2 separate regions of the Mus musculus genome follow, and region 2 is linked to region 1. The links are chromatin loops, found by intact Hi-C in ENCODE. Cell type or tissue: heart. All regions are shown on one strand.

The links. Peaks named below come from ENCODE experiments on the same cell type or tissue, not always from the same donor. Only the 100,000 strongest peaks of a DNase experiment are listed, where the experiment ranks them.
Region 2: a loop joins it to region 1, with 2.9 times the contacts of the local background. A loop is called at or near these places in 10 of 42 quality-filtered maps.

Annotation. Positions count from the first base shown.
Region 1 is chr14:69,848,762-69,856,761 of GRCm38, forward strand. It overlaps Pebp4 (phosphatidylethanolamine binding protein 4), which reads left to right. Exons shown (of 7, transcript NM_028560.4): 3 at 2,867-2,993. Among named protein-coding and RNA genes, the nearest start is that of Pebp4, 12 kb to the left of the region's middle. In heart, a CTCF peak has its summit at 4,306 (motif pointing right); a DNase peak (open chromatin) is centred at 4,310; H3K4me3 peaks cover 475 bases; H3K27ac peaks cover 1,601 bases; H3K27me3 peaks cover 320 bases.
Region 2 is chr14:70,407,922-70,415,921 of GRCm38, forward strand. Piwil2 (piwi-like RNA-mediated gene silencing 2) reads right to left here. Exons shown (of 23, transcript NM_021308.2): 7 at 3,213-3,330; 8 at 2,461-2,585; 9 at 1,384-1,464; 10 at 990-1,103. Among named protein-coding and RNA genes, the nearest start is that of Gm24890, 17 kb to the right of the region's middle. In heart, a CTCF peak has its summit at 3,602 (motif pointing left); no DNase peak of the experiment used is centred here.

The sequences.
Region 1 (8,000 bases):
ATGGACGTGTCCACCCCAAGGACAGAGCAGTACCCCTGTGCTGGTTCTCTCCTGAGGAGTCCTGCTTAACTTAGCTTCTAGCCTCGACCAGGGAGCCTGTCCCTCTTGTGGAGTCTGGCAGGGGGTTCTGGAATGTTGGACTTAGTACTCAGAGGCAGGAATCCATAAGGGAGAAATGTTACTTCTGCTTCGTGTGGAGATAAAATATCACTAAGGAAATTTTTTGGGGTGGGAGGGCAAGGTCTTACCTACATTTGGCAGAACCTAGGCTCAATCTCAGCAGTGTGGTAGAGCTGTGATTATCCATCTGACTGTCTTTGGTGCCCTCCATGACTGCAGCCAGTGTGCACAGAAAGTCCTAGGGGGACCTCCCCCCCCATGGGAGCATCTCCCAAAGCCGCAGCAAGGATGTCAGCCCTTCAGAGCACCCCATCCCCTTACCTCCAGGCTCAGGGCTCTTCCTTAACCTCAGCCCATCCCCTCCCCCCCAACTTTGCTTAAGGAACTGCCCAAGACAATGGCAAGTTCTCTCTTATTAAAGGACAACATTTTTACGGGTGTGTAAGTTTATAAATACCTTGCTACCCACCCATACGCCTTGTCATGGAAGGCAACAAGAGCATAGAACTAACTCCCCAGAGCCCTGTCAGGCCCTGTCAAGCAGTTTCTCTGCGCCCCCCCCCCCCCCGCCCCAGCCCAGCCCATTCACCAAACAAGGTCGCTGACATCAATTGTTTAACCCTTTTAGCTCCACCAGGATGAGCAGGGGGAGACCTACTATGGGGTGGGGAGGCCCCTCTGTCTTCAGTTGACCTCCTTCTGACCCTCAGTTTCCCCGAGTGCCTGCCACATGCAGACTGTCTCTCTTTTGTCTGAGAGATCCCCCTCTATCTTGCTAGCTGCAATGAACAGTTGTAGAGGCAGAAGTAAGCCGAATAGTCTTTAGAGTGCTGCTGTGCATAGAAATGAAAAAGAAAACCCATCCCTGCCTGGTGGTGGTGGCGCATGCCTTTAATCCCAGAACTCAGTGGGCAGAGGCAAGCTTATCTCTGTGAGTTTGAGGCTAGCCTGGTCTACAGAGTGAATTCCAAGACAGCCAGGACTACACAGAGAAACCCGGTTTCAAAACCAAAAAAACCCAAACAAAACAAAACAAACAAACAAACAAAAAACCCCCAAAACAAAACAAACAAACAAAATAAAAAAAGAAAGAAAAATCTATTCCCAAAGATGTCTTCGAAACTGCCCAAACTTTGTCACCCCAAAAGAGTGTTGCACACGTGCAAAAAGTTAAGAGAAACAACTAATACTCCTGCAGTGTTGATTTGGACAATTCATACTGCTCCTTCCACTCTCTGGAAGGACAGAGACCAAGTCTAGGTGGTGGGGGTGCCCACCCACCAAAGCACACCATGTGTGGTTTACCAGCTGCTCTGGACCCAACTGCCTCTCTCCAAATTTGATCCTGGAGCTACTGAAAGCACTGAGGAGCAGGGGCTGGAAAAAGGCCATGTGGGTCTCGCTAGGAGGCTACCCTTGGCCTCCTCTCAACTCCTACAGGAACACTCCTGAAGATATGATCCTCAAATTACATTCTCCCTGGGTGTCCTTCAGGTATAACGCCAGCAGGGCATGGTGGTGTAAATAGCCATTGTCTATTTAGGGGCTAGCTCAGCTGTGTTGGGGTACCGGGAAAGGCTGGGAAACACAAGCCCTGGTCTCTGTGTAATAAGAATATTCTGACAAGCTCAGGCACGGTGTCCTCATAGGCCCAATTCAGTCAATTTTCTACTCCATTGGCAGGTTCCACATCTGTGGGTTCAGCCAGTCCTGAGTTGGAAATGTTTGGGCCAAGGGACCACCTCTGAATCAGGCCCACTCACACGTTTCGTAAGCCAAACACTTAGAAGGTACACTGTCACAATTGCACAGCTCAACCCACACAGCTTCCTATATCAGCAGGTATATGAACACAAGAGACCAAGAGCAGCCTGGGCTGTATAGGAAGTCCCTGTCTCAAAAAGAAAAAAGGAAAAAAAAAATGGCAGAGAATATGGGAGTGTAGCTCAGTGATAGAGTGCTTTCCCAGTATGTACAAGACTCTGGGTACCACACATGTGTATATGCATATACACATGCATACATAGGGATATGTATGCACATACACATGCATACACATAAACACATATACACATGTATAGACACATATGTAGATATACACCCAAGTACACACATAGTATATGTGTACTTGTATATGTGTATATATTTATGTATGTGCATACAATTGCACATATACACACACACTATATATATGCATACACTTGCACACACACATTGCTTCAGTATTGGGCAAGTACAGCTCTTTGTTTACACTTCCTAAAGGGTACTACCACACAGCAATTTTGCTGTATGCATCATAAACACTACAGAAATGAGCTGACTACACAGAAAGACATGTGTGTGTGTGTGTGTGTGTGTGTGTGTGTGTGTGTGTGTGTGTGTGTGTGAATGCAGACATCATACCACTTTCTTGAGGGATTCACACATCTGAGAGTGAGTCGATCTTTGGCATACTAAGGATGACAACTCATAGCATGCTAGGCTTTGCTCTACCCACTGACCAGTGCTGTGTCCTCACACCAACCACATGAGGTAGACACTGTCCCTGTCTCAGGCAAGTAGACCCTGGGACAAAAGCATCGGGTCTCAGTCCCACAGCTCTGGGGTCACACAGCTGGTTGGTTGTCAGGTTTAGAATTTAACTCCTCTCAACTCTGCATGCTCAGTGGTGCTGGACTGCAGTAGCCTTGTGAACCCCGGGATTCGCTGAAACCCTGACATGACGTGACTGCCCCTCTCTCCGTAGGAACCTAGAAGTTTTCTACATGGAGATGGGGAACATCAGCTGTAAAATTGTTCCTAAGTGCAATCTATACAGACAGAAGATCACGGCCTGGCAGGCGCCGATAGTCAAGTTCCACACGGCTTTGGATGTGAGTGAACTGGGTTGGCTGAAGGAGAACGTGGGGCCCTGACTTGCCTTTAGTTCACTTTTCTTGGGAACTTGGAGGGCCAGGTTTGCAGGAGTCAGGCAGCTATTGCCTGGAGTGGTGGTCAACCTCCCTAATCCTAATCCTTTATATAGTTCCTCATGTGGTGGTGACTCCCAACCATAAAATTACTTTTTGTTGCTACTTCATAACTGTAATCTTTACTATAGCTATGAATCATAATGTAAACATCGGATATGCAGATGGTCTTAGGTGACCCCCGTGAAAAGGTCATTTGACAAGCCCCCAAAGGGGACGTGACCCACAGGTTGAGAACCACTGGCTTGGAGGTTGTGTCTTTCCTACGGTGGACTCATGGCTGAAAGCTCTGGATTCTTGAAGTATGCAATGTGTCCTTCTGGTGTTTGAAATCATCTAAAACAGGACACCAGAGTCTTTTGGGAACTGTGACTACTTCTTTTCCTGGAAAATAACTTTGATACCTGTTCTGGAAACTTCCTTGGGCTCGAAGGTTCAGAAAGCTTAGGGACAGACCATGCAAACGGGAAAGAGGGGAAGTTTCCGATTTCATCCTTCTGGTTGTTGTTTTCCTCTTGTTGTCTCCTGGCCCAGACAGAGCCCACAAGGCATCAGTGGCTGAGGCTGGGGTACCAGTGTCCAGAAATGACATGGCAAGTCACAAGTGTGGGTAGACAGAAGGTGCTGACCCTTCTGTGCAATAGGGCAGGAAGGGACTACAGGGTTCTTTCTCCTCCCCAGTGCGGCCCCAGAGGCCCCGTGCCACCCACCCTGATCAGGCAGATCAGACCTGGCAAAACAGGTAGCCAGGGAAGCAGCATCACCAGGGTTGCTCATGAGGGTGGGTCTGGCTTGTCTGTCTCCCTCCAAGTGCTTTCACTACTGGAGATCAAATGTGACGCCTCCCAGTTGATGCGGCTGATATACAAAGCTGTGCTGGCTTACCTGGGGTACAACTGTGACACTACACACCTTTCCAGTGGGCAGTCTTCCCTCCAGGACACTGAGCAGCAATACCCCCTCCCCCACTCTCCCTCCTCGCTGAAGACCTCAGCCAATGTCATGCCTAGGAACAGAGTCAAGAGGAACAGAGAAAGGACAGCTACTGCTGCTACACTGGGCAAGACTCCAGCCCCACCCCACTCCCACCCCGGCCCAACGTATTCTATGGAAACCCAGCATAGCCCTGTAGGGTGAGACCTTTGTCTTCACCAAAATTTATTAGTTCATCAATCCCTGGGGAGTCGCCAGCTCTGTGTTGCTATTGCTGCAGGGGCCCACTAGGTGGAGCTGTAGACTGCCAAGTTCCTGACCTCCCCTGGAGGGAGGAACTGGAGACCAGTTCTGAGTCTGGTTTCACTGAGTTTACACTGATGTCCTGGAGCATGCATGCAGAAGAGAGAAGTGTGTGTGTGTGTGTGGGGGGGGGGAGGGGTCTGCCTCGTCCAGAAATCTATTGTCTCAGCCTGCAGGTGAAGGGTAGAAGTGAGAGAAAAGAGGCTTAACGCTACCAAGGAGAATCAAGACTCACCAAGGAAGGTTTGGTGGAAGCAGAGGGCAGAAAGAAATAGGAGTTTTGTGCTAGCACAGATCTAATGCTTTCTGAAAAATGTAAGACTCAGGGGAAGGTAAAGCCAGGGGTACTGAGAAGCTTGCACTGTGTGGCACTTGATGCTGGGCCCTATTTATGCTGTGGGTCCATTCAATTCTGTCATCAGACCTGTGAACAAAGCATTTGCTTTTGTAAAGGGGTTAGTGGTAAGTACCAGGATCCTTGCTGGATGGTGTTGCTAGTGCCCAGACCAAACAATGGCTTCCATTCTCTCTGCTAGATCCCCAATGGAATGTCAGGAGCTGCTTGTGAGAAGAAGCAGGGAGAGGGGCTGCGGTCCGGGGGTGGGGTGGGGTGGGGGGGAAGCAAGGGTTGTTCTGATGTGTGTAAAGACCTAGCGGTGCTGAGCTGGGTGGTGGCAGTGCTAGGCTCAACACTAGAACCCTGGGCTCTGGAGGCCAATCACTCCCAAGGGCTCTGAGGGGGATTTGAGGGAGGGGATGCTGAAAGCAAGCTCCTCTGGTGAAGACGGAAAGGAGGGTGGGGAGGACAGAGGGACTGTCCTTAAAGAAGGTGGCAGTCTGCCGGAGCTCCCTTGAAGAGTTTCAGGGAAGAGGCAGCTGTAGCGGAACAGGTGGAGGCAGAGAGGAAGAGGTGCCATATTGGAACAAGGTACCTAGAAAGCCAGGCGTGGGTAAGAAGGGCTCGATTCTTCAGCTAGAGGAGGAAGTTATTGCCTCAGAGTCCCCAGGGTTGATGGGAAATGGTAAGAGTTGGCACACGGCTTAGCGGAAATACCACCTCATTTCCAAATTTAAGTGACCAGCGTTGCTCAACTGTCAGGGGACTTGCCCACCCCCCACCCTGCCAAGCAAGCCCTGAAGCCTTGGCAGAAGTATGGGGCAGGCCTCTGTTGCCCCATCTCGGGGGTGGGGTGGGGTGGGGGTGGGGAGTACCTGCCTTTCCATACCACTGCACAGGCTTCTCCCATCTTTGAGCTTTGCTTCCACCTCCAGGAAGCCTTCCCTGACTACTGGCTCTGAACTTTACTTTCCATTCTTGCTGATGTCTTGCTCCAAGCTCTCTAAGTATCCCTGATGTCATCAACAGAGCATTTGCACTCCTTCTGTCGCTCATTCATATCTTGTAGCACAGCGACCACCTTGTAAACACTGAATCGCTTGCGGTCCCCCATTGGCACGGCAGACCCCTGTGCTGGCTGGCTGGGTAAGAAGGGAGTGATTGACGAGAGCGGATGGACGCAGATGGGCAGATGGACGGATCAATCAATGAATGGTGAATAGGTGAATGGACAGATGGATAGATGAATGGGTAGATAAATGGATGGGAAGCCAAATGGATAAGTGGGTGGATAAATGGATGGATGGAGATGTAAGTGTATGGATAGATATATAGATGGACAGAGAGTTGAGTAAGTAGAAGGATGGATGGATGGATGGATGGATGGATGGATGGATGGGTGTGTGGAAGAATGGATTGGCGAGTGAGTGGGTGGATAGATGGATGGATGAATGAAAACAAATGGCATGCAGAAAAACGTTTCCTGGTGCCTAAGCTACGAACAGTAAGCCCCGCTGCTCACCCATTAAGCTGTTTGGTGTCCTTGGCACTGAAGAAAAACTTCTGAGACCAGGGTCTTATTCTCTGACCAGGTGAAGGTGGCTGGGAGTGGGAGGGAGAGGTAGTAGGAAGGAATGGGGAGAAAGCCAGAGGTCCTCAAAGAGGCAAAGGAATTTAGGAAAGAGGATGCGTCCCATGCCATCTGTGACTGGAGAGCTGAGAGCCAAGAGCAGGCTGGTTGGGGAGGGGAACTTTTCTTCCCCTGGGTCCCCTCCCCTGGTGGTTCTTTCCGACAAACATTAAGTGACTCGACATTTGAAAATGTATCCCGTTCTCCAGCCAAGGAAAACTGAAAAGCCCTGAGAAGCATCCTGACTGAAGCCTTATTCTTCTCCTTAAATGTAACCAGCTGGAATCCTTTTGAAAGGAACAAATTGCCCTTAAGTGGGGACTGTGCACTGCGCTTGAGGAACGGAACAAAAGCCACAGTGCTCTGTCCCGCTGTCCCTTAGGTTGCCAATCAGGATCCTGAAAGCAAGGGACCTTGAAAGTTCTCCAGAGCTGCTCAGGCACCCCCCACCCCGCGCGCGCGCGCGCGTGCGCACCACTGCCACCCCTGTCTGTAGGAGCACGTCTGTGTTGCCATTGCCCTAGGGACCACCCCCTTGCCCACACTGTGGAGACAGCTTTCTTAGGGCCTAACAATCTGGAGACAGGCACCTTTGCAGGCAGCCACGGACTGCCTTCAGGGCTCTCAGATCTCCCAGGCCTTCCCCAGCCTTCTCTTTACACGCTGAGTGAAACTAAGGAGCCTGCGACAGGCACAGAAGAGTTCATACAGGGCTTCAGAAACTCTAGATAATCTCTGGCAGAGTGGCCTCTTTTGGAAGGGGCAGGCAGATTTATGGGGCCCGGAAGTAGGCCTTCCTAGCAGAGTGGGGGCAGCCTGTACATGCCTAAGGGGGCTGCCGACTGTAGACATTTGCACAAGGGTCTGTGACCTCAGAGGCCAGCCGCGTTGTCAGCCACCTAAGGTGACTCTCATTCTGTACATCCAGGGCCATGTAAGCTCTAGAAGATGCCACCCATCATAGAGCTTCCAGGACAAGTGGAGGAAGCAGGCAGGTAGCCCCAAAGCAGAAGGACGTGGGTGTGGGCCACGACTAGTGAGGGACAGACAATGGCGGGAATGGCCAGGTGAGAAAGTGACATGTGAGAGGCCGCAAGGCCCTAAGGCTTATCTTGAAGCCACTACTATCTCTTGTTTAGGCTGAGGGCTGGGAGCAACTTCGGAAGGGCAAGGTCACTGTGGCAGCAGATGGGGGTGGGGGAGGGGAACCTGAAGGAATGCAGGGCCAGTGGAGTAAGAGATGTCAGGGTGGTGGGATCCATGGGGTGCCCTGTCTGGGGGGGAGATCAGGGGAAAGGTAGAGTGGGTGGAATCCTGGGTTTCTGGGAGAGATGAGCATGTGGGTTTGAGTGAGACTGAATACCCGACATTCCCTTTGAGAATGGAGGCAGCATTGATTATATTCATGCCTCCATGTGGTCTCCTGGGGCACAGTCCCAGCCGGCATCCGTGCCCACTGATCCTGAGAACCTTCACCAAGCAGGAGACACAAAGAAGCCTTCCTTAGATCTCCAGAGACAGCGTCTGGCACCAGCAAGTTCTATTGTTCAGTGTCCCAGGACCTTGGGTGTGGAACAGGGACAGCTGCAGACAGACACACTTGTCTGTCTTGTCTGGTTGATGTCACACAGAAAGACTGGGTGGGCTGGACACCTGGAAAGGGGTCTTCAGTGCCCAAGTCCAGGGAAATCTATAGAAGACACCTCTC
Region 2 (8,000 bases), 560 kb after region 1:
GAGCAGGGGACAGCACAGGCGGTGTTAGCTCTGAGACTTAACAGGTGGCAGCATAGGGAAGGAGGCAGGCGTATCCCCCCAAGCCAAGCCAACCCCACCAGCATTTAGCAGACATTGAAGATGGTCCTGAACCCCACTGGGATAATCAGGACACCGGTTACTGTGAATGTAACAGCAACATGTAACACTGAGCCCACCAGAAAAACCTATTTGCTTGCCATCATTTAGAAGCATAGAAGTTATTCCTGTAATCAGAGGAAATCTACTATTTCTAAAGCCTGAGCAGCTCTGACCTCTAGGAAAATAACTTCTCTTTGGCAGTTTCCTGGAGTCTGTAAGTACACAAAAGGTCCAGAGGATGAAAGCGGCCATGACAGTAGAGGTTTTCCTGCTCTAGAGCTGGGTGGCTTTGTACTGCGGTCATATTAAGGGCTAGTGAAGATCCTAACATGAGTTCCAGGCTAGCCTGCAATACAGACAGATTAATAATACTGTCTCAAAAGTATAAAAACAAACAAACAAACACCCACCACCACCAGTCGCCTCAGTCTCTGTGTGGCATGATGGGATGATGCCTGACAAGACTCAAAGACAAGGCTCAGAAGAGCTAATTTGATTTCACTCACCCATGACCTATGAGCTCAGGAGAACAGTGCATGCCCAGTCAGATGCTCGCCTCAGCAGACTCCAGCAGAGGAGAGTCTCTCAGCTCTCTGCTTGGTTTTGTTTTCTGAGACAGGGTCTTGCACTGTAGCTCAGGCCGGCCTGGAACTCTATATAGCCTAGGCCAGGATTGAACTTGAGGTAGCCGTCTTGCCTCAGCCCTGGGGGAGTCATCATACCTGGATCCAGTTCTTTTAATACATTTTATAATTAACCCACCCACATAGACACACAGAGAACAGGGTCTAGCCTGGCCTCCAACTACCCACTTCTGACTTTGGAAGGCCATCATGATGTCAGAGGTGGCTGACCCTCTAGTCCCTTACATGACATCCAGCACAGAGTCGTTCCGAATGACCTTATGAGAGACATCAGCGAGCAGGAAGAGACCCCCGTCTGTCCTCCGGATACTAGCCGCATAGCCAGGCCAGATCTGCAATCTGAAGAGAGAGATGTTCCAAGAGCATCAGGGCCCCTATTTTATACAATGCTGACACTGCCCTTCCTTGATAATCATGAGGAAGGCTGGGGTGGGGGGGAACGGAACCAAATCGGTGTCAGTACAAACTTACTAGAAATATAAATAAACAAAAAGGTTTAGTTGATAAACTGTACTTATGACAATAAAATATTGTTGAAGTTATTGTCCTATGTTTAGTGGGCATAATAAAAGTTTCTTCCAGAACATTCAGAAGTGAAGGAGAAGAAAAACCCACCAACCTGTGTTGCTGCAGTACCATGGCACTTGTAGGGTCATAGAAGTTTCTCCCCACAAGCTTCATATCCAGAAGTTTCATTACCCTGAAATGAATGGCGGAGGTGAGCTCTCTTTCTCCTTCCAAGTGCTGGGTGGGCCACAGAGCTACACAGTCACCAGGCAAGCACTCACCCTCAAGCCGCATCCTAAGCCTAACAGAAAAGCTGTCAGAAAGCTCCTTCAGTCTTAGCTACGGTTTCCTCTGCAAGCCTGAAGTGCAGAAGAGCTTCTGATCTCTGCATAATGTAGCCTGTGTTTACGACAGTCTTGCTATAGGAGAGTTGAGCTAGAAAGGCATGCATCTGCAGTGTGTACACGTGACTCAAGGCCCCCTCAGGACCCAGCTCACTGGACCCAGGGCTATCTCCCAGCTTAATTATATTACTGACCACCATGAACTAAAGAGAATGCAGATGAACTAGTTTCCAACTTGTGAACAGCCCAGCAAGGGAACTGCGTTTGTTCCAGCAGCTCACTGTAGGTTCTAGTTCATCAAATGAGATAGTTTGGAATTAACTCTTGTATAAAATTGAGAGCCCCTCAAAAGGAGATAAACAACTATAAACTATGTATAATTTTTTAAAGTGTAGAAGCTATCTCTCACCAAATATCTCTGTACTCTGAGGAGTGCTTCACATGTTAATGTCTGTTTTGGCTGAGTGTGGTCATCATAATCCCAGCATTAGGGAAGCTGAAGCAAGAGGGTCAGGATGGGCGATCCTCAGCTACACATCAAGTTTGAGACTAGCCTGAGTTATACAAAATCCTGTCTCAAAAACAAACTCCGGTCTGAAAAATTCTTAATCGAATCCAAAAGACTCCATCTGCCTACTCAGCTACCCACACACCTAACTTCAGGAACCCACACCTGACCTGTCGAGTGAGAGGTAATTTTTGAATGAGCTGATACTAAGATCACTCATTATGTGCTTCCAAGCCCACCCACAGGCACACACTGTGTGTGGCACCACGCACACCTCCTGGGGAGCCTTATTCCCACCATGGCGAGTTACAGACACAGCCTGCAGCAGCTTCCTTACCGCCGGAAGACAACATTGTAGAAGGGGATGCACAGGTCAGAACACGGCTCCAGGATCTTTGTCAGCTGAATCTTGATACTGATCTCGGCATCGTCAGTTTTCCTCTGACTTTTTAACTCAACAACCTAAGAAATAAACATGTACAGTAACGAGAAATGACAACGCTACACAGCCTTAACCCTAACTCAGTTCTAGAGCCCAAAAGGTAGCTTCTACTTCCCCTCACTTCACAGCCTGTGCTGGCAAAATCAGTGTGATAATAAACAAACAAACAAAATAAATAAGATTCAAAGTTGAACACTGAAATCTTTAGTTTTGTTTTTAATTGACGTTATGTATATGTATCATGTATATACAGGTATATATATACCCAAGGAGGCCAGAGAGGGCTTTGGCTCCCTGGACCTGGAGAGGATGACCGGATCACCCAGTATGGGTGGTAGGAGATGAACTGGGCTCTCTGCAGGAGAATCGGGTGTTCTTTACTGCTGAGCCCTGACGTTGAAAATCTGAGTGATTTGTCAGAGACCCAATGCTTCCTACCAGTCCACTTCCTACCAGTCCATTTACGTATCAGAAACGTTACTTCATAAACGCAAGCTGGAGTGGGGCTGGGGGTTGATCCCTGCTGTGTTCTGCAGAAATCTGCCTTCTGTCAAGCAAACTGTCCAGAAAATGTGTACTTTGCCACTACTCAACCCCTCAGAGCACACCGGAGTTTCACCCACACCACACTCTCCACTGGGTCTCACTTGTTGAAGCTTAACAGGAAGATAAAGAATAGAGCCATCAAAAGCAGTGACGTTTCCAGTGACAGACTGGTGGTCCTTCAACATGCCAAACCTCATGCTTTTGCATTCCACACTGGGGCTGCAAAATAACAAAGGGGATTTTAGTTCAGTTTGACTCAAACAGCAATCTTTACCAAAGCTGCGCAGTAAGTTATGTGACTTCAAGAAGCATTTTTTGCCCAGTACAGGGGAATGCCAGGGCCAGGAAGCAGGAGTGGGTGGGTTGGAGAGGGTATAGGGGACTTTCGGAGAGGAAACTAGGAAAGGGGATAGTATTTGAAATGTAAATAAAGAAAATATCTAATAAAAAAAAAAGAAGCATTTTTTGTACCTGCACTCCACCTAGTGGTCATATTTATAATTACACAGCTAACTAAAGAATGTCTCAAGGATACCTGCTGGAGTAGAAACATTAGAAAATGTAACTAATCTACCAGGCTTAGAGTTTATGCGTGCAGTTCAGCTACATGAGAGGCTGAGGCACGGGGATCATCAGTTTAAAACCTCTATAAGCAACTGATAAAGATCTGGAGGGAAGGCAAAACAAAATAAAACAAACAAAAATCCATAATTCTAGACAGCTTGCTTTTACACATCATTTATATCCTTCTAGACTTCTAAGCAGAGGATCAGAACACCGTAAGGGGCCATATTGTATCTAAAACTTTACATGGCCATACACTCTTGCTATAAAAACACAAAATCATAGCATAGAATGGCACAAGTATGGCAAAGTTCAATACAATTTCACGGTTAAACAAGCTGTGAGCCAGGCCTGACCTTGGGCTGACTGTGGTCTGCCAACCCCTGCTCTCAATCTTCAGCGGCACACACTTTTAAAGTGTTCCCCCCACTTGTTTAAAGAATTCTTTTTGAGATTTATTTTTATGTCTATATGCATGTGACTATGTGCATCTGCAGAGGGTAGCAGATTCCCTGGAGCAGGAATTATATGGGTTGTGAACCACCTGATATGGATGCTGGACTGAACTCAGTCCTCTGCAAGAATAGCAAGCTTTTGTTGTTTTTTTAACCTCTAAACCATCTCTCCAGCCACTAAACTGCTTTTGTTTTGTTGTTGAGACAAAAGTCTCTTGTAGACCAAGCTGGCCTTGAACTCAAAGAGATCCACCTGCCTCTGACTTTCAAGTACTGGGATTAAAGTCACGAACCACAATATCCTGCCATAAGGTACTTTAAAAATGAGATTGTAATCATTTTCATTCATGGTGATTTAAACTTTATATTATTCACTGCAGCAAATTGGCAGCTTAACAAATTGTAACAGCTACCTAATTATCAATGATTGTTCTACCATATACACTAGGGCACAATCTTGTTCTGCAACTGTAAAGTGTGAATAAATCCAAGATTAAAAACAAGATCCAAGTGTGTTCAAGTATAGGAAGACGTAACAAAATTCAACTGGCATCCCTAATATTAAATATTCACATGGTAGCATTTCCCTCATATGCAGATTGAGTACATTTCATGCCAATGCTTAAATCCAAAGCATTCTGATCCTGGAGTATTTGCATATACATAATAAAATATCCTGTGCATGAGACCTAAGTATAAACATGAAATGCACTCACGTTTTGTGTATGCCCAGTCTAAAAGTAATTTTATATATATTTAAAAATTTTTTTTAGGCTTAGGGGTGTTTTGTTGTCATTGTCTTTTGAAAGAGGGTCTTTATTTAGTAGCCCTGGCTGGCTTCGAACTCACTGTGTGACCAGGTTAGCCTTGGCCTTGTGGCTATCAGCCTGCCTCTGCTTCCCGCATGCTAGGATTAAATTCCTGCACCACTACACCTGGCTTAGATTTGTTTTGTGTGTATGAATATTTTGCCTAACTGCATGTATATGTAGCTCATATGTGCCAGATGATCATGGAGGTCAGAATAACTATATGTATATGTAACACATATGTGCCTGATGACCATGGAAGTCAGAAGAGGGTACTGGACCCCTGTGGACTGGTGTTACCAATGTTTGTGAATCACCATGTGGGTGCTTGGAACACCTTGACCTTCTGCAAGAACAGCAAATGCTCTTAGCCACTGAGCCATTTCTCCAGCCCCTTACATAATACTTTTAACAAGTCTGTATATGAAAAGTTTCATGGTGTGTAATTTTCTACTTAGAGCTTCATGTCCACATTCAAAAATGTTTAGATTCTGGGGCATTTCAGATTTGGGGTTTTCAGACTGGGACAAACCCCACCTATGCACATTTAGAGCAACATTCTGGCATTCCCCTCCCTGTTCCTATTCCATGAGGAAGCAACAGAGCTACAGGCAACTCCTGTACCACATCAGGGTTTTCCATATTATCAGTATCTTCTCTATTACATCACCTTCACACCATGGCTTCAAAAGTCCAACTGGGCTAGGCTCAGTCAGTAAAATGCTTGAACCTGCCCTAGTTTGCTTTTTTTTTTTTTTTATAGCTATGATAACACACCACGACCAAAATCAAATTGAGGGAGGAGGTGTTTTATTCCCATGTACAACTCTCAGGTCACGTCCCATCACTAAGGAAATTTAGGGCAGGACTTAAAGCCAGGAAATTAGAGGCAGAAACTGAAGCAGAACCCATGCAAGAGTACTGATTACTGGCTTGCTTAGTTTGCTTCCTTTTTTCTTCATTTCTTCTCTCATATATTACATCTGGACAGCAGTTTCTCCTCCATCCCTCCCCCCCTTCCCCCCCATTCACTCTTCCATTTCCATTCAGAAAAAGAGCAGGCTTGCAGAGTAGTCAACCTAAACAGCATATCAAGCTGCAATAAGATTAGGCATTTTCCTGCATATTAAGGCTGGACAAAGCAACAACCCAGTAGGATAGCAAGGGTCCCAAAAGCAGATACAAGTGCCACAAACAGGAGTCCCACAAAAACAACAAGCTACACAACTGTAACACATACACGGAGGGCCTGGGTGAGCCCCATGCAGACTCTGATGTTTGAGCCTCAGTGAGCCTGAACCCAGATGTGTTGAGTCTCTGAGTTGTCTTGTGGTGTCCTTGACCCCTCAGGCCCCTGCAATCCTCCCTCCCCCTCTTCAGCAGGATTCCCTGAATTCCGCCCAGCGTTTGTCAGGAACTACCTACCCAGAGATGCCACTACCCGCAGTGGGCTGTGACCTCCCATGTCAGTCCATCAGAAATGCCCTCCAGACTTGCCTACAGGCAGTCTAATGAGGGCACTTCCTCAGCTGGGGTTCCTTGTCAAGTCGACATAAAATTAACCAGGATAACACTGTATCAACCCTCACAGTGGCTTACTTGTAATTCCAGTAACTAGGAGCTATATAGGCAGGTGGATCCTTGGCACTTGCTGACCTGTCAGCCTCACCTAAGCAGAGCCACGGGTCCTAGCGAGGGCCTGGTTTGTGTGTGTGTTTTTTTGTTTGTTTGTTTGTTTGTTTTGAAACAGGGTTTCTCTGTGTAGTCTTGGCTGTCCTGGAACTCACTCTGTAGACCAGGCTGGCCTCGAACTCAAGAGAGCCTGTTTAAGAAACAAGGTTGATAGCAGCTGAGAACACTGCCCAAGGCTGACCTCTGTGCCTGTGCATGCTCACACACAAACACCACTTAGATCTTATAAATCTCTAGCCCTACAAACCCACAGCTTCTTTATGGCCTAGTCAATGCAAGAAATCCTTCCTGCTTCATCAGACTACAGACTGTCCATAACAAAAGCATTCTTCCCTCTGACACACAGCCCTCCTCTCACAGTCCCTGCTAGGCCTGTTTCCTGGAATTCCATTGGTTGTCTTCACTGCCTCCTTCCCTTTCCATCAAATGTGAGTTGTGCTGTTTCCTTCTCCCTTGTAGGAAACTGGAGGTGGTGGTTGCTGCTGCTGCTGCTGTTTTGGAGAAAGGAATTCTCTGTGTTACAGCCCTGACTGTCCTGTATTTGCTTTGTAGACTAAACTGGAACCACAGAGATCCACCTGCCTCTGCCTCCTGCGTGCTGGGATTAAAGGCCTGCACCAGCACTGCCTGGCTCCCTAGTAGGAAATCTTGCTGCCTTCTTTATCATCCTTCTTTGCAGATTTTGAAATGAGTGGTAGGTTCACTGGCTGTTTCTTATGGCCTATGTTCTTCCTGGTTCCTTTAATCTTAGGCATTTTCTCTGTAACTCCAAGAGTCCACAGAAAACTATCAAGAGTACACTGAAAGCAAATCAAATTCATTTTTTCTCGTTTTTCTTGTTTGTCTAAATCAATCATGTTGGCCACATCCAGATGGATCCTTTCTTGGGTTGTTACAATGCTTCTGGGTCCTTTCCTCCCAACCATCATTTCTTCTCTTTTTCCATTCCATTTTTTCCACATTTAGTATCTGTTCTTCCAAAATGCACATTTCTTAGTAGAGCCATTTTAGAGAAGAATCTGGTGGCTCTTGAGCAAACTGAAAACAAATCTGAGGCAGTGTCTTAGTTGGTAACTTCTTTCCTTGTAAGCACAAGCGTTCAACCCCATAACCCATGTAAATACACAGGGCATGATGGGTGCACACCATGTGTGTGTACAGGTCCTGTGGAGGCCAGACAGGGTGTCTGGTACACTGGGACTGGAGTTCTAGATGGTTGTGAGCCACTGTGTAGGTGTTAGAAATTGAACCCACATCCTCTAGAAGAGCAGCCAGTGTGCTTAACCACTCACCCATCTCTCAGGCCTGCATGGCATGTGCTTGTAGTCTCATGGTCAGCAGGATCTCTGGGGTCTGCTAGCCATAAACT